Regions from separate parts of the Homo sapiens genome. Here region 2 is linked to region 1. The links are chromatin contacts, found by Hi-C or POLR2A ChIA-PET in ENCODE. All regions are on one chromosome and are shown on one strand. The core of a region is the stretch at or near the end of the contact, and the rest is flanking DNA. Distances in the headings are between cores, read along the strand shown. Region 1 holds the start of LINC01012 (long intergenic non-protein coding RNA 1012). Region 2 has its middle 11 kb from the start of TRT-AGT4-1.

Region 1 (7,000 bases), core at 3,539-6,038:
CGTGATCTCGGCTCACTGCAACCTCTGCCTCCCGGGTTCAAGCAGTTCTCCTGCCTCAGCCCCCCGAGTAGCTGGGATTACAGGCACCCGCCACCACGCCCGCCTAATCTTTTGTATTTTTAGTAGAGATGGGGTTTCGCTATATTGGCCAGACTGGTCTCGAACTCCTGACCTCGTGATCCGCCCGCCTCGGCCTCCCAAAGTGCTGGGATTACAGGCATGAGCCACCATGCCCGGCCGCCCAGCTAATTTTTAAATTTTTTTGTAGAGACAGGGTTTCGCCACGTTGCCCAGGCTGGTATCAAACTTCTGAGCTCAAATAATCCACCTGCCTTGGCCTTCCAGCGTTGGGATTACAAGTATAAACCATGGCACCCAGCTAAAATGTGATTGTTAATCTATGTTCATCTGACCTAAAGAAATGTGACACTTTAGGAAAAAACAGACATTAGCTATTTAATAAAACAAAATTTTTCTGTGTAATAGTGTTATATACAGGGAATGAAGGAAAAATATGTTTCTTCAGTTATATGTTTACTGTATATATATATGATTATGTGTGTATATATTTATATATAAAGCTATATATATAGTTAACTGTACATATATAATTGTGTGTGTGTATATATATGTGTATGTATATATGATACATACACACAGTTATTCACTGCATTGTTTGTGGTGGTGAAAGATTAGAAACAACCTAGTGTCTATCACCAGGAAATGAGTAAAGCCCAAGTGTTCATCACCAGGAAATGGCTTAAATATATTATGGTATATCCATATACAAATGAAGACACTGTATATTAATATAGAAATCTCTTAAGATAGAGTGTTGTGAAAAAAGTTGGAAAGTATGCCACCTAACAAATAAATAACAGTGAAAATAGCCGGGTGTGGTGGCTCACACCTGTAATCCCAGCACTTTGGGAGGCCAAGGTGGGCAGATCACCTGAGGTCAGGAGTTCAAGACCAGCCTGGCCAACATGGCGAAACCCAGTCTCTACTGAAAATACAAAAATTAGCTGGGCCCAGTGGTGCACGCCTGTGATCCCAGCTACTCAGGAGGCTGAGGCAGGAGAATCGCTTGATCTCTGGAGACAGAGGTTGCAGTGAGCCGAGACTGCACCACTGCCCTCCAGCCTGAGTAACACAGCCAGACAACCTCTCAAAAAAAAAAAAAAAATATTCTATCATTCTTTTTTTTGCAACAGCTTCCAGGAAGTCAGCTTTCTTCTCCTTTCACTAGCTTTTCTCTTCTTCCCTCTACCATAAGCACATACATACAAGATTACTTTCAATGTCAGTAAAAATATTCTTTTAAAAGCCATTTTTTTTTTTTTTTTTTGAGATGGAGTCTCGCTCTGTCACCCAGGCTGGAGTGCAGTGGCGCGATCTCGGCTCACTGCAAGCTCCGTCTCCTGGGTTCACAACATTCTCCTGCCTCAGCCTCCTGAGTAGCTGGGACTAAAGGCGCCCGCCACCACGCCCGGCTAATTTTTTGTATTTTTAATAGAGACAGCACTTTGGGAGGCCAAGGGGGGGCGGATCATGTGTTAGCCAGGATGGTCTCGATCTCCTGACCTCGTGATCCGCCCGCCTCGGCCTCCTAAAGTGCTGAGATTACAGGCGTGGGCCACCGCGCCCGGCAAAAGCCTATTTTGAAAGAGGTTTCTTATTTTCTTATTTTTTTTTTCTGAGACAGGGTCTCACTCTGTCACCCAGGCTGGAGTGCAGTGGCGCGATCTCGGCTCACTGCAACCTCCGCCTCCCGGGTTCAAGTGATTCTCCTGACTCAGCCTCCTGAGTACCTGGGATTACAGGTGCAGGCCACCATGCCTGGCTAATTTTTATGTTTTTAGTAGAGACGGGGTTTCACCATGTTAACCAGGATGGTCTCGAACTCCTGACCTCATGATCCGCCCCCACCTTGGCCTCCCAAAGTGCTGGGATTGCAGGCGTGAGCCACCGCCTGAAAGAGGTTTCTTTTAAGAGTCTGTTTTTACCAGCCAATGTCAACTTCCTTCCTCTCATGAACTCTACCCCTTCCTGGCTAGATTCTGATCATCCTGGTGTATTTGTCACAGACCCAAAATACAAATCTCTAGTCAACAGTATAGAGCTCTTCATGGCTTCCAAAACAAGGCATATTTCCTTCCTAGAATGTTCCTTCTCTGGAATCCCCGTGATTCACTCCTCATTCCTTAGTCTTTGCTTAAATAATGGTAAAGTCTTCCGCATTCATCCTATTTAAAACTCAACACCCATTCCTCACTCTACCCTACTCCATATTGCCCTTCTCTGATTTCTTTTTCTCCACAATACCATCACCTGAGAAACTGTATTTTCCTCTAGAATAAACTCCACAAATATGGAGATGCTTGTCTTAAATGAATAAAGCCATGTCTATTCAAAACCAATTAGTCAAAATTAGTATCATATTCTTGGTTACTATTTTTTCATAAACTGTCAATTTGGTGTAACCTGGTTCTCATATCCCATTCCCCTTTTCTAGACATTCCTTTAATCAACATACTACTGAAGCTTTCCTTTTCTTTGTAATAATTTTAAAAACCCAGGTCTTTGTGATTGCAATGCTTGCTAGAGGCATCATGCAGGAAATGGCAGAAAACGGGTCCTCTTATATGCTGAACCAATAGTTCATGGAATGGTTGTGGGGGGGTCACAGATCTTGTAATCTGAAGTGCCCCATTGACTAAAAAGTAAAAAACACATGGCTGGGCGCGGTAGCTCACACCTGTAATCCCAGCACTTTGGAAGGCCGAGGTGGATGGATCACCTGAGGTCAAGAGTTCGAGACCAGTATGGCCAACATGGTGAAACCCCGTCTCTACTTAAAATACAAAAAATTAGCTGGGCGTGGTGGTACACACCTGTAATCCCAGTTACTCAGGAGGCTGAGGCAGGAGAATCGCTTGAACCTGGGAGGCAGAGGTTACGGTGAGCCAAGATCGCGCCATTGTACTCCAGATTGGGAGACAAGAGCGAGACTTCATCTCAAAAAAAAAAAAAAAAAAAAAAAGTATAAAACACAGGCTTTTATGTTATACAGACATGAATGAAAATCCTTGGTTCTGTCACTTACTAGTTGTGGGATGTTGGACTTATTACCAGGTTAAATCCTCTAAGCCTCAGCTTTACTGTGGTTAAATGGATATAAAAATATCCAATCTCTCTAACAGAGTTGTGAGGATTAAATAACAAAATTTGTAAACCTATTTAATAGTACTGGGCATACAACTCCTCAATAAATGTTATTACAATCACTGCGACAGAACAAAGATCACTGGAGGAATATTTCCAAATCGTTAGAGGTTTTAAGATCATCACAACTGTAATCCCAGCACTATGGGAAGCCGAGATGTGTGGATCACTTGAGGTCAGGAGTTCGAGACCAGCCTGGCCAACATGGGGAAACCTCGGCTCTACTAAGTAGCTGGGCGTTGTGGCACACACCTGAAATCCTAACTACTTGGGAGGCTGAGGCAGGAGAATCGCTTGAACCCGGGAAGCAGAGGATGCAGTGAGCCAAGTTGGCACCACTTCACTCCAGCCTGAGTGACAGAGCTAGACACCATCTCAAAAAAGGAGCACCACTGAACTTTGTAACATTAACTGACAGAAAAGACACTAGACACTAGAATTCTATGAGCCCCCAGCAGTGTCAGAAAATCCTCTTACATGTATTTTGTTTTTTGTTGAAGAAAAAAAACTTAAACAGAGAAATATTGCTAGATTTCTTAGATTAGATAAGGATAAAATGAGAACTATCTTATTCTACTCGTTCCTTGTATTATTCAAGATTCAGTACCCTGCTGGTAAGTTTCATTCAGCGAATCCAGCACACATGAATTAAATGCTAGTTAAGGTACAATGTCTCCAACAGGCACGATGTCAGAATAATGGTTTCTGTCCATCAGAACAAAGGATGAGATGCGCCTCTTGGATTTGACTGTAGCCCAATGGTCATCATCGCTGGCTGCACATTAACATTATCCAGGAAATTTTAAAGCTCTATAGGTGATTCTAAGGAAGAGGAGGACTGAGAGGCCGACTGTTAAGATGCACTGCTACTGTCCGATGAGCACACACTCATCCATAACGTTACACATTTCCTATTCACCTGATGCCCAGAATCATCAAACAGTGTATTCAACACAGTCACGCCATTTCTGTTTTCCAGGTGACTATCCTCCACAAGATACTGTTATCCAGAGCAGGTAAACTCCCTAGCATCTGTCGCTCAAGAACTTAAATCCCTCCCTGCACCCAACCCATCAACAGTGACTTATTACCATCCACAAGCCAGGCTGCTTCCCGATGCACCTTTTCTCCTGGGGAGTGCCCAGACGAGCGCCATCTGCTCCTGGGTCAGAGGAGTCCCTGCAGAGTCATCGACTTCCTCATTTCCAAAAGCCCCATAGGTTGCACTGGAGTCCCGAGGCGAAGCGCCGACACTTCATCTGCCCGTCACCTCCCGATTTTTGCAATGTGTTTCTTCTGAACAAGAATGTGTGCCCTGGAAGCCAACTCAAGTCCCAGACCTAGGTTTCTCGACATTTCCCCAAGTCCCACCTGCGTCAGGTTGTAGGCTCCGGGGCCAGTCCCTTTCGATCCGCATCAAAAAACCTGGCGATCCCCTTTGGGCACAAGAGCTCAGGGCGTTGGTCCCCGCGATCGCGGAAGCCCACTTCCAGAAAAACTCGACCACTAACAGTAAGCTTCAGGGGTAGCAAAAAGGGGCAGAAGGGTTTGCATCCCCTGGCGTCATTTCCGGGTCCGCTCTGGAAACCTCGGAGGTTTCCGTGTCTCTGTCGTTTATTCCAACTGTTAATGCTCCATGTGCCTTTGACTCTCCTCACCTTCCCTTCTAAACACACGGGGAAGAAAGGTTCAGGTTTCCCAGAGAAATTGTGGGGAAAAACCTTTAAAGTATATATACAAAGGTAGACAGAATAGTACAGTGCATCCAATGTACCTGACACACCTTCAAGAATTACTAACTCGGCCGGGCGCGGTGGCTCACGCCTGTAATCCCAACACTTTGGGAGGCCGAGACGGGCGGATCACAAGGTCAGGAGTTCGAAACCAACCTGGCCAACATAGTAAAACCTCGTCTGTACTAAAAATACAAAAAACTAGTTGGGCGTGGTGGCGGGCGCCTGTAATCCTAGCTACTCGGGAGACTGAGGCAGGAGAATCGCTTGAACCTTGGAGGCGGAGGTTGCAGCGAGCCGAGATGACACCACTGCACACCAGCCCGCGCGACAGTGCAAGACTCCTCTCAAAAAAAAAAAAAAAAAAAAAAAAAAAAGAAGAAGAAGGCCTGGCGCGGTGGCTCACGCCTGTAATCCCAGCACTTTGGGAGGCCGAGGTGGGCGGATCACCTGAGGTTGGGAGTTTGAGACCAGCCTGACCAAAATGGAGAAACCTTGTTTCTACTAAAAATAAAAAGAATTAGCCGGATGTGGTGGTGCATGCCTGCAATCCCAGCTACTAGGGAGGCTGAGGCAGGAGAATCGCTTAAACCCAGGAGGCGGAGGTTGTGATTAGCCGAGATAGCGCCATTGCACTCCAGCCTGGGCAACAACAGCGAAACTGCGCCTCAAAAAAAAAAAAAAAAGAAAGAAAACAAGATGAAAGAAAAGAAATACCAACTCGTGGCAATTTTATTAATCTATAAACCACTCCTCCCCTTATGTGGTTGGAAGCAAATCTTTTTAATTTTTTTTTTTTTTTGACGGAATCTTGCTCTGTCGCCCAGGCTAGAGTGCAGTGGCGCGACCTCGGCTCACTGCAACCTCCACCTCCCGTGTTCAAGCGATTCTCCTGCCTCAGCCTCCTCAGCCTCCCGAGTAGCTGGGATTACAGGCACCCACCACCGCACCTGGCTAATTTTTGTATTTTTAGTAGAGACGAGGTTTCACCACCTTGGCCAGGCTGGTCTCAAACTCCTGACCTCGTGATCCACCCGCCTCGGCCTCCCAAAGTGCTGGGATTACAGGCATGAGCCACCAAGGCCGGGCCACTCCACTTTTCCTTAAAGCAAAACCTGTCATTCTTCTGTTTCTTACCTCTTAGTTTCTTAGTCCTTTTTTTCCTATTAGCCCTATTTGTATTTATTTGTTATTAATGCACTATGACTAATAAAAACTTGCCTAGGGTCAGAAACTTTGAGCTTTAGCAGAAACAAAAACATACAAACAAAAACTCAGAAAGTTTTTTCAGATAAAGTTTTGTTTTTCAAGTACAATTAAGAGCATGATTCTGCTCAGGCGTGGTGGCTCGCGCCTGTAATCCCAGCACTCTGGGAGGCCGAGGCAGGCAGATCACTTGAGGTCACGACTTCGAGACCAGCCTGGCCAACATGGTGAAACCCCAACTCTACTAAAAATACAAAAACTAGCTGAGTGTGGTAGCGGGTGCCTGTAATCCTAGCTACTGGAGAGGCTGACGCAAGAGAATCTCTTGAACCAAGATAGCGGAGGTTGCGGTGAGCTGAGATCCCACCACTGCACTCCAGCCTGGACAACAGAGCAAGACTCCATCTCAAAAAACAAAAAACAAAAAACAAAAAAAAAAAAGAAAGAAAGAAAAGGGAAAAAAGCATGATTCTGAACAGTTTGGTCATTTTAGAAACTTTTGGGATAAATCTGAATACTCAGAGTTTTCTCTGGCCATAAAATAGAAGATAGGAAAAATGTAAATTTTTATTCATATGGAGAGAAAAGTCACAGTTGTCCCTGTATTATCTTTAAGAAAGCTCCTGTTCTTAATTCTCTAACTAACTGTAATAATATCTCGAAGGACTATCTGTAAAACAAAAGGAAACAACCACCTGTTAAATTCAGAATTCCAAAACATGTAGTTGTATCTCCTGTGTAATATAAACATCCATCTCATGGCCTTGCTTATTAATCATTCTTTAAAAATTATATATAAATTGGTTCTATGACCACTGTAAAAGTACCTGCATTTT
Region 2 (6,879 bases), core at 1,792-4,291, 44 kb before region 1:
CCATATATACGAAATATAACAGTTTTCATTTATTTATTTAAAAGTGGCACAATCTCGGCTCACAGTAACCTCTGCCTCCCTGTTTCAAGAGATTCTCCTGCCTCAGCCTCCTGAGTAGCTGGGACTACAGGCCACTAAGCCTGACTAATTTTTGTGTTATTAGTAGAGACGGGGTTTTACCATGTTGGCCAGGCTGGTCTCAACCTCCTGACCTCAAGTGATCCGCCCGCCTCGACGTCTCAAAGTGCTGGAATTACAGGCGTGAGCCACTGGGCCTGGCCCCTCCTTATGCTTTTTTTATTTATTTATTTTTTGAGACGAAGTCGCACTCTGTCGCCCAGGCTGGAGTGCAGTGGCGCGATCTCGGCTCACTGCAAGCTCCGCCTCCTGGGTTCACGCCCTTCTCCTGTCTCAGCCTCCTGAGTAGCTGGGACTACAGGCGCCCGCCACCACGCCCGGCTAATTTTTTGTATTTTTTAGTAGAGACGGGGTTTCACAGTGTTAGCCAGGATGGTCTCAATCTCCTGACCTTGTGATCTGCCCGCCTCGGCCTCCCAAAGTGCTGGGATTACAGGCGTGAGCCACCGCGCCCGGCCTCCTTATGCTCTTTTAAATATACAGACTGGGCCAGGGTGGAAGAGAATATGTATTTGTATTAGACTGTATTTGCACTTTTAAAAATCTCTGGAAAGATAGCAGGAAATTCATGACAATGGTAGCCTGTTTAAAATGCTAGGAACTGTACTTTGACATGATAGCACGTAAGAAAAATAAATTAATTAAATTAAAAAGCTGGGAACTGGGTGGATGAGAAAGAGGAAGGTGATATTAGCTGCATTTTTTTTTCTGTACTCAAGATGTTTGAACCAAGTGAATGTGTTACTTATCATAAAAATTAAGCCAGGCAGGGTGGCATGTACCTATAATTCTAGCTACTTGGGAGTCTGAGATAGGAGTGTAGCTTGAGCCTAGGAGTTCGAGACCAGCCTGGGTAACCTAGCGAGACCTTGTCTCAAAAAACTGTTTTCAATTAATAAAATTAAATAATTTAACACATACTGTAAGCATATAGTAAAGTGGCAATAATAGTATCTGGAATGGTGAATGAAGCCAAGTTATTTATTCAAAAAATAATCCAAGAAAAAATTGTAGACATCTAATAAGCAAGGCAGGAAACCACAGGTGTCCTCCCTAAGGGTGTCTGCAGTAGTGACAAGGAGCTACTATTCTCCAACTAGGAAGGAGACTCCACTTGAAAAGCGAGAGAACAATGATTCACAGAATTACTTTGACGTGAAAGAAAGGTAAGGCAAAAAGGGTAGGAGTCTCCCTAATGGCGTCCAAGACTGGCTTTGGACAGCCTATTAAGTGAGACCTGGGAATATTATTTTATTTTTTTATTTTCTTATTTTATTTTATTTTATTTTATTTTTTATTTTATTTTATTTTATTTTGAGACGGAGTCTGGCTCTTGTCCCCTAGGCTGGAGTGCAATGGCACAATCTCGGCTCACTGCAACCTCCACCTCCCGGGTTCAAGCGATTCTCCTGCCTCAGCCTCCCAAGTGCTGGGATTACAGCATGAGCCACCGCACCCAGCCTGTGTCTAATTTTTGTTCAACCCAATGATTCTCCTAAAATTCCCAGGTCTCAGGCCGGGTGCGGTGGCTCACGCCTGTAATCCCAGCACTTTGGAAGTCCGAGGCGGGTGGATCACGCAGTCAGGAGTTCAAGACCAGCCTGGCCAAGATGGTGAAACCCCATCTCTGCTACAAATACAAACATTAGCCGGGCGTGGTGGCAGGCGCCTGTAATCCCAGCTACTCCGGAGGCTGAGACAGGAGAATCGCTTGAGCCCGGGAGGCGGAGGCAGCAGTGAGCCGTGATCGCGCCACTGCACTCCAACCTGGGCAACAAAGAGGGAAACTCTGTCTCAAAAAAAAAAAAAAAAAAAAAAAAAAAAGGAGCTATGTCTATACAGTCCAGCTTCAGTGATCCGGTGCGCAGTGTCTCACGCCTGCAATCCCAGCACTTTAGTTGGTTGAAGCGGATGGATCACTTGAGCCAGGAGTTAGAAGCTAGCCCTGGCAACATAATTAAGACACCGTCTCTACAAAAAAAAATTTAAAAATTAGCCAGCCTTTAGTCGCTTATGCTGAGGAGGGAGGATCACTTTAGCCCAGGAGTTCAAGTGAGCTGATTACGCCCTGCCCTCCAGCCTGGACTACAAAGCAAGACCCTGCCTTCTCGCCGGTGGGTGTGGGGCGAGTCGCAATAGTGGTTCCCTCCGCATAGTGATTGGAAAGGAACTTAGGGTGCTCTTGAGCTGCATGCTGGTAGGCGGGGTTTATTCGGTTTGTGGAGAATCATCCAGATGAATATTTATATGTGAGAGGTTGATTTTTTTTTAAGGAATTGGCTTATGCAACTGTGAACCTGGCTAGTAATTGCTAAATCCATAGGGCAGGCTGTCAGAAAAGGCAAGCCATCGGAAAGGACAGGCTGGAAACAATATAGAAAATCAATGAAACCAAAAGTTGGTTCTTTGAAAAGTTCACCAAAATTGACAAACATTTAGCTAAATGAACCAAGAAAAAAGAAGAGCGGGCCGGGCGCGGTGGCTCATGCCTGTAACTGTAGCACTTTCGGAGGCCGAAGTGGGCAGATCACCTGAGGTCAGGAGTTCGAGACCAGCCTGGCCAACATGGCGAGAGCCCCGTCTCTACTAAAAATACAAAAGTTAGCCTAGCGTTGTGGCGGCGCCTGTAATCCCAGCTACTCAGGAGACTGAGGCAGGAGAATCGTCTGAACCCAGGAGGCGGAGGTTGCAGTGAGCCGAAATGGCACCACCGAAGTCTGGGCAATAGAGTGAGACTCTGTCTCAAAAAACAAACAAACAAATAAACAAGAGAGGAGACGCAGAAGACTAAAATCAGAAATGAAAGTGGAGGCGTCCGCTCCACCTACGCTGAGCCCGAGGCGGGAAGCTCTGGACACAGCCATTGACTGGCTGGCTGGGGCGCAGCTTGATGGCGTCAGGCTGACGAGCCGCAGTCCCTACGGCTGCACCTGGGCGAAGGCCGCCTGTGTGAGAGGCCGGTGGCCCCAGCGTGCCGCGGCCTTGGAAGTGGGAAATGGAGGCAGGAGCCCTCCCTACACTTCACCATAGGCTTCCTGATTGATTCCAGCATCGTGATTACCTCCCAGATACTATTTTTTTTTAATTTGGGTGGCTTTTCTTCATGTGCCAATTGTTTAAGAACTATGAGGTGCGTCAGTATGTTGTACAGGTGATCTTCTCTGTGACGTTTGCATTTTCTTGCACTATGTTTGAGCTCATCATCTTTGAAATCTTTGGAGTATTGAGTAGCAGCTGTCGTTATTTTTACTGGAAATTGAACCTAGGTGTAATTCTGCTGATTCTGGTTTTCATGGTGCGTTTTTAAACTGGCTATTTTATTGTGAGCAACATCCGACTACTTTTGTCTCCTCTGTCTTAGTGCATAAACAACGACTGCTTTTTTCCTGTCTCTTGTGGTTGACCTTTATCTGTTTTTTCTGGAAACTAGGAGATTCCTTTCCCATTCTCAGCCCAAAACATGGGATCTTATCCATAGAACAGCTCATCAGCTGGGTTGGTGTGATTGGAGTTACTCTCATGGCCCTCCTTTCTGGATTTGGTGCCGTCTACTGCACATACACTTTGATGTCTTATTTCCTCAGGAATGTGACTGACACAGATATTCTAGCCCTGGAACAGCGACTGCTCCAAACCATGGATATGATCATAACCACAAAGAAAAGGATGGCAATGGCACAGAGAACGATGTTCCAGAAAGGGGAGGTGCATAACAAACCATCAGGATTCTGGGGAATGATAGAAAGTATTACCACTTACTCAACAGGAAGTGGATGCTTTGGAAGAACTAAGCAGGCAGCTTTTTCTGAAAACAGCTGATCTGTACGCTACCAAGGAGAGAACAGAATACTCCAAAACCTTCAAAAGGAAATATTTCAATTTTCTGGGTTACTTTTTCTCTATTTACTGTGTTTGAAAAATTTTCATGGCACCATCAACATTGCTTTTGATCGAGTTGGGAAAATGGATCCTGTCACAAGAGGCGTTGAGATCACTGTGAATTATCTGGGAATCCAGTGTGATGTGAAATTTTGGTCCCAACACATTTCCTCCATTCTTGTTGGAATAATCATCGCCACATCCATCAGAGGATTGCTCATACCACGTTCTTTTATGCCATCTCTAGCAGTAAGTCCTCCAGTGTCAATGTCCTGCTATTAGCACAGATAATGGGCATGTACTTTGTCTCCTCTGCGCTTCTAATCTGAATGAGTATGCCTCTAGAATATGCACCATAATTACCGAAGTCCTTGGAGAACTGCAGTTCAATTTCTGTTACCATTGGTTTGATGTGATCTTCCTGGTCAGCAGTCTCTCTAGCATAGTGTTTCTCTATTTGGCTCACTAACAGGCACCAGAGAAGCATATGACACCTTGAACTTAGGGCTACTACAGACTGTTAGAGGCCAGTGGTCTCAAAATTTAGATATGAAAGGGGAAAAAAATGGAGGGGACCAGGGTCTAACATTTTATAAACAAACAAAATGCTGTGGTAGCATTTTTTACCTCTAGCATCCTCTTTCCTACTCAGGTGATACTGTGATCACGAGTAGCATCAGCTAGAACATGAGAGAGAGCAGTAACTCAAGGCAATACTCAGCAGAGAGCATCCTATGTGGACCTGAGGCTGGTGCAATGGCGGAGAGGAACCGAAAAACTAAGAGGGAAAAATACACCGGAACTCTGGGGCAAGAGATGTCTATGGTAGCTGGGCCAAACACATAGGATATCCATTTTCAGGTTCACATGGAGGTGGTCATAGCTTTCCCTTGAGATTGACTGTCATGAAAATCAGAGATTGTAATGAAAAGAATAAACAGGAAGAAAAGGAAAGAAGGAAAGAAAGGAAGGAAGGAAGGAAAAGAAGAAACATTACGAATTTACAGAAATCAAAAGGATTATAAAAGAATATTGTGAAGAATTGTATGCCAGCAAATTGGATAACCTAGATGAAGTGGATAAGCTCCTAGAAACAATCTATTAAAATTTAATTAAAAAGAAATAAAAAATGTGAATAGACCTATAACTAGTAAGGATACTGAAGCAGTACGATACAAAAATGTATCCACAAATTACTAGCAAACTAAAGTTAGCAATATGTTTTGGGTTTGTTTTTGTTTTTGTTTTTTGAGATGGAGTCTTGCTCTACCAACCAGGCTGGAGTGTAGTGGCGTGAGCTCAGCTTACTACAACCTCCACCTCCCAGATTCAAGCAATTCTCCTGCCTCGGCCTCCCGAGTAGCTGGGACTAAAGGCACACGCCGCCACACCCAGCTAATTTTTTGTATTTTAGTAGAGACGGGGTTTCACTGTGTTGCCCAGGCTGGTCGTGAACTCCTGAGCTCAGGCAATCCTCTGCTTTGGCCTCCCAAAGTGCTGGGATTACAGGCATGAGCCACCATGCCTGGTTAGCAATATGTTAAGAAGATTATACACTACGAAAAAGTAAGATTTATTCCTGGAATGTGAGGATAATTCAACATACAAATATCAGTCAATGTAATATATACCACATTAACAGAATGGAAAAAAATTACATAATCATCTCCATTGATACAGAAAAAGCATTTGACAAAATCCCACACCCTTTCGTGAAAAACAAACAAACAAAAAAACCTACCCAATGAACTAGAAATAGAAGAAAACTTCCTTAACATCATAAAGGCTACTTATGATTAACCTTCAACTAACATCATATTCAATAGTGAAAGGCTGGCCAGGCGCGGTGGCTCGCGCCTGTAATCCCAGCACTTTGGGAGGCGGAAGCAGGCGGATCACCTGAGGTCAGGAATTGAAACCAGCCTGGACAACATGGCAAAACCCCATCTCTACTGAAAATACAAAAAAATTAGCCGGGCATGGCGTGCGCCTGTAGTCCCAGCTACTCAGGAGGCTGAGGCACGGGAATCACTTGAACCTGGGAGGCAGAGGTTGCAGTGAGCTGAGATCTCACCACTGTACTCCAGCCTGGGCGACAGAGTGAGACACCGTCTCAATTAAAAAAAAAAAATAGTGAAAGACTGAAAACTTTTTTTCCAAGATCAGTAAAAGACAAAAATGCCCACATTCACCACTCTATTCAGCATAGTGTTGGCAGTTCTAGCCACAGAAAGTAGGCAAGAAAGTGAAATAAAAAGCATCCCAGCTGGCTCTGTGGCTCATGCCTATAATCCCAACACTTTGGGAGGCAGAGGCAGGAGGATCGCTTGGGCCAAGTAGTTCGAGACCAGCGCAGGCAATATGGCCAAACCCTGTCTCTACCAAGAATACAAAAATTAGTTGGGTGTGGGTGGGAGGATCGCTGGAGCCCGGGAAGTCGATGCTGCGAGGAGCCATGATTGCGCCACTGCACTCCAGCATGGGTAATCTCCTGTCTCAAAAAATAAACAAATAAAATAAATTTAAAAGTTTAAATTTAAAAAAGAAACTCGTATGCCAATGTTTCACGGCAACATTATTGATTTGGGTTGATTCCACCTGTTGACTATTCAGAAAGCCTAAAAGGAGTAAAAATTTTGATACATGCTGTAATATGAATAAAGAGTGAGAACATTATTCAAAGTGAAATAAGCCAAACATAAAGGACAAATATATGATTTCCACAATAGTAAAATTCATAGAGACAGAAAGAGTAGTTACCAAGAGCTGGGGAAGTGAAGAGAAATGGGGAGTTATTATTTAAAGGATACAGAGTTTCAATTTTGGATGAGAAAAAGTTCTGGAGATGGATAACGGGGATGG

Evidence for each region. Hi-C counts contacts between places; a loop is a spot of excess contacts on that map. ChIA-PET counts read pairs that join two places held with the same protein, here RNA polymerase II (POLR2A). Pooled maps may share reads with other maps.
Region 2: a map with no recorded cell type shows a loop between it and region 1 (4-fold over the local background). The contact joins the enhancer-like site here to the promoter of LINC01012 in region 1. A Hi-C loop is called at or near these places in 8 of 37 single-sample maps with no recorded cell type and 9 of 50 pooled maps. POLR2A ChIA-PET finds 5 or more read pairs at or near these places in 12 of 52 experiments (CD8-positive, alpha-beta memory T cell, GM10248, HEK293 and 6 more).

What each region holds. Positions count from the first base shown.
Region 1 is chr6:27,691,823-27,698,822 of GRCh38, reverse strand. It overlaps LINC01012 (long intergenic non-protein coding RNA 1012), which reads right to left and starts at 4,788. Exons shown (of 4, transcript NR_038294.1): 1 at 4,317-4,788.
Region 2 is chr6:27,734,638-27,741,516 of GRCh38, reverse strand. It overlaps the pseudogene GPR89P. Among named protein-coding and RNA genes, the nearest start is that of TRT-AGT4-1, 11 kb to the right of the region's middle. RefSeq lists enhancers at 2,811-3,150, 3,161-3,280, 2,744-3,943. Within about 2 kb of position 3,041, at least 8 of the 41 ENCODE cell types and tissues checked have a DNase peak (open chromatin) inside an H3K27ac peak, as active enhancers do.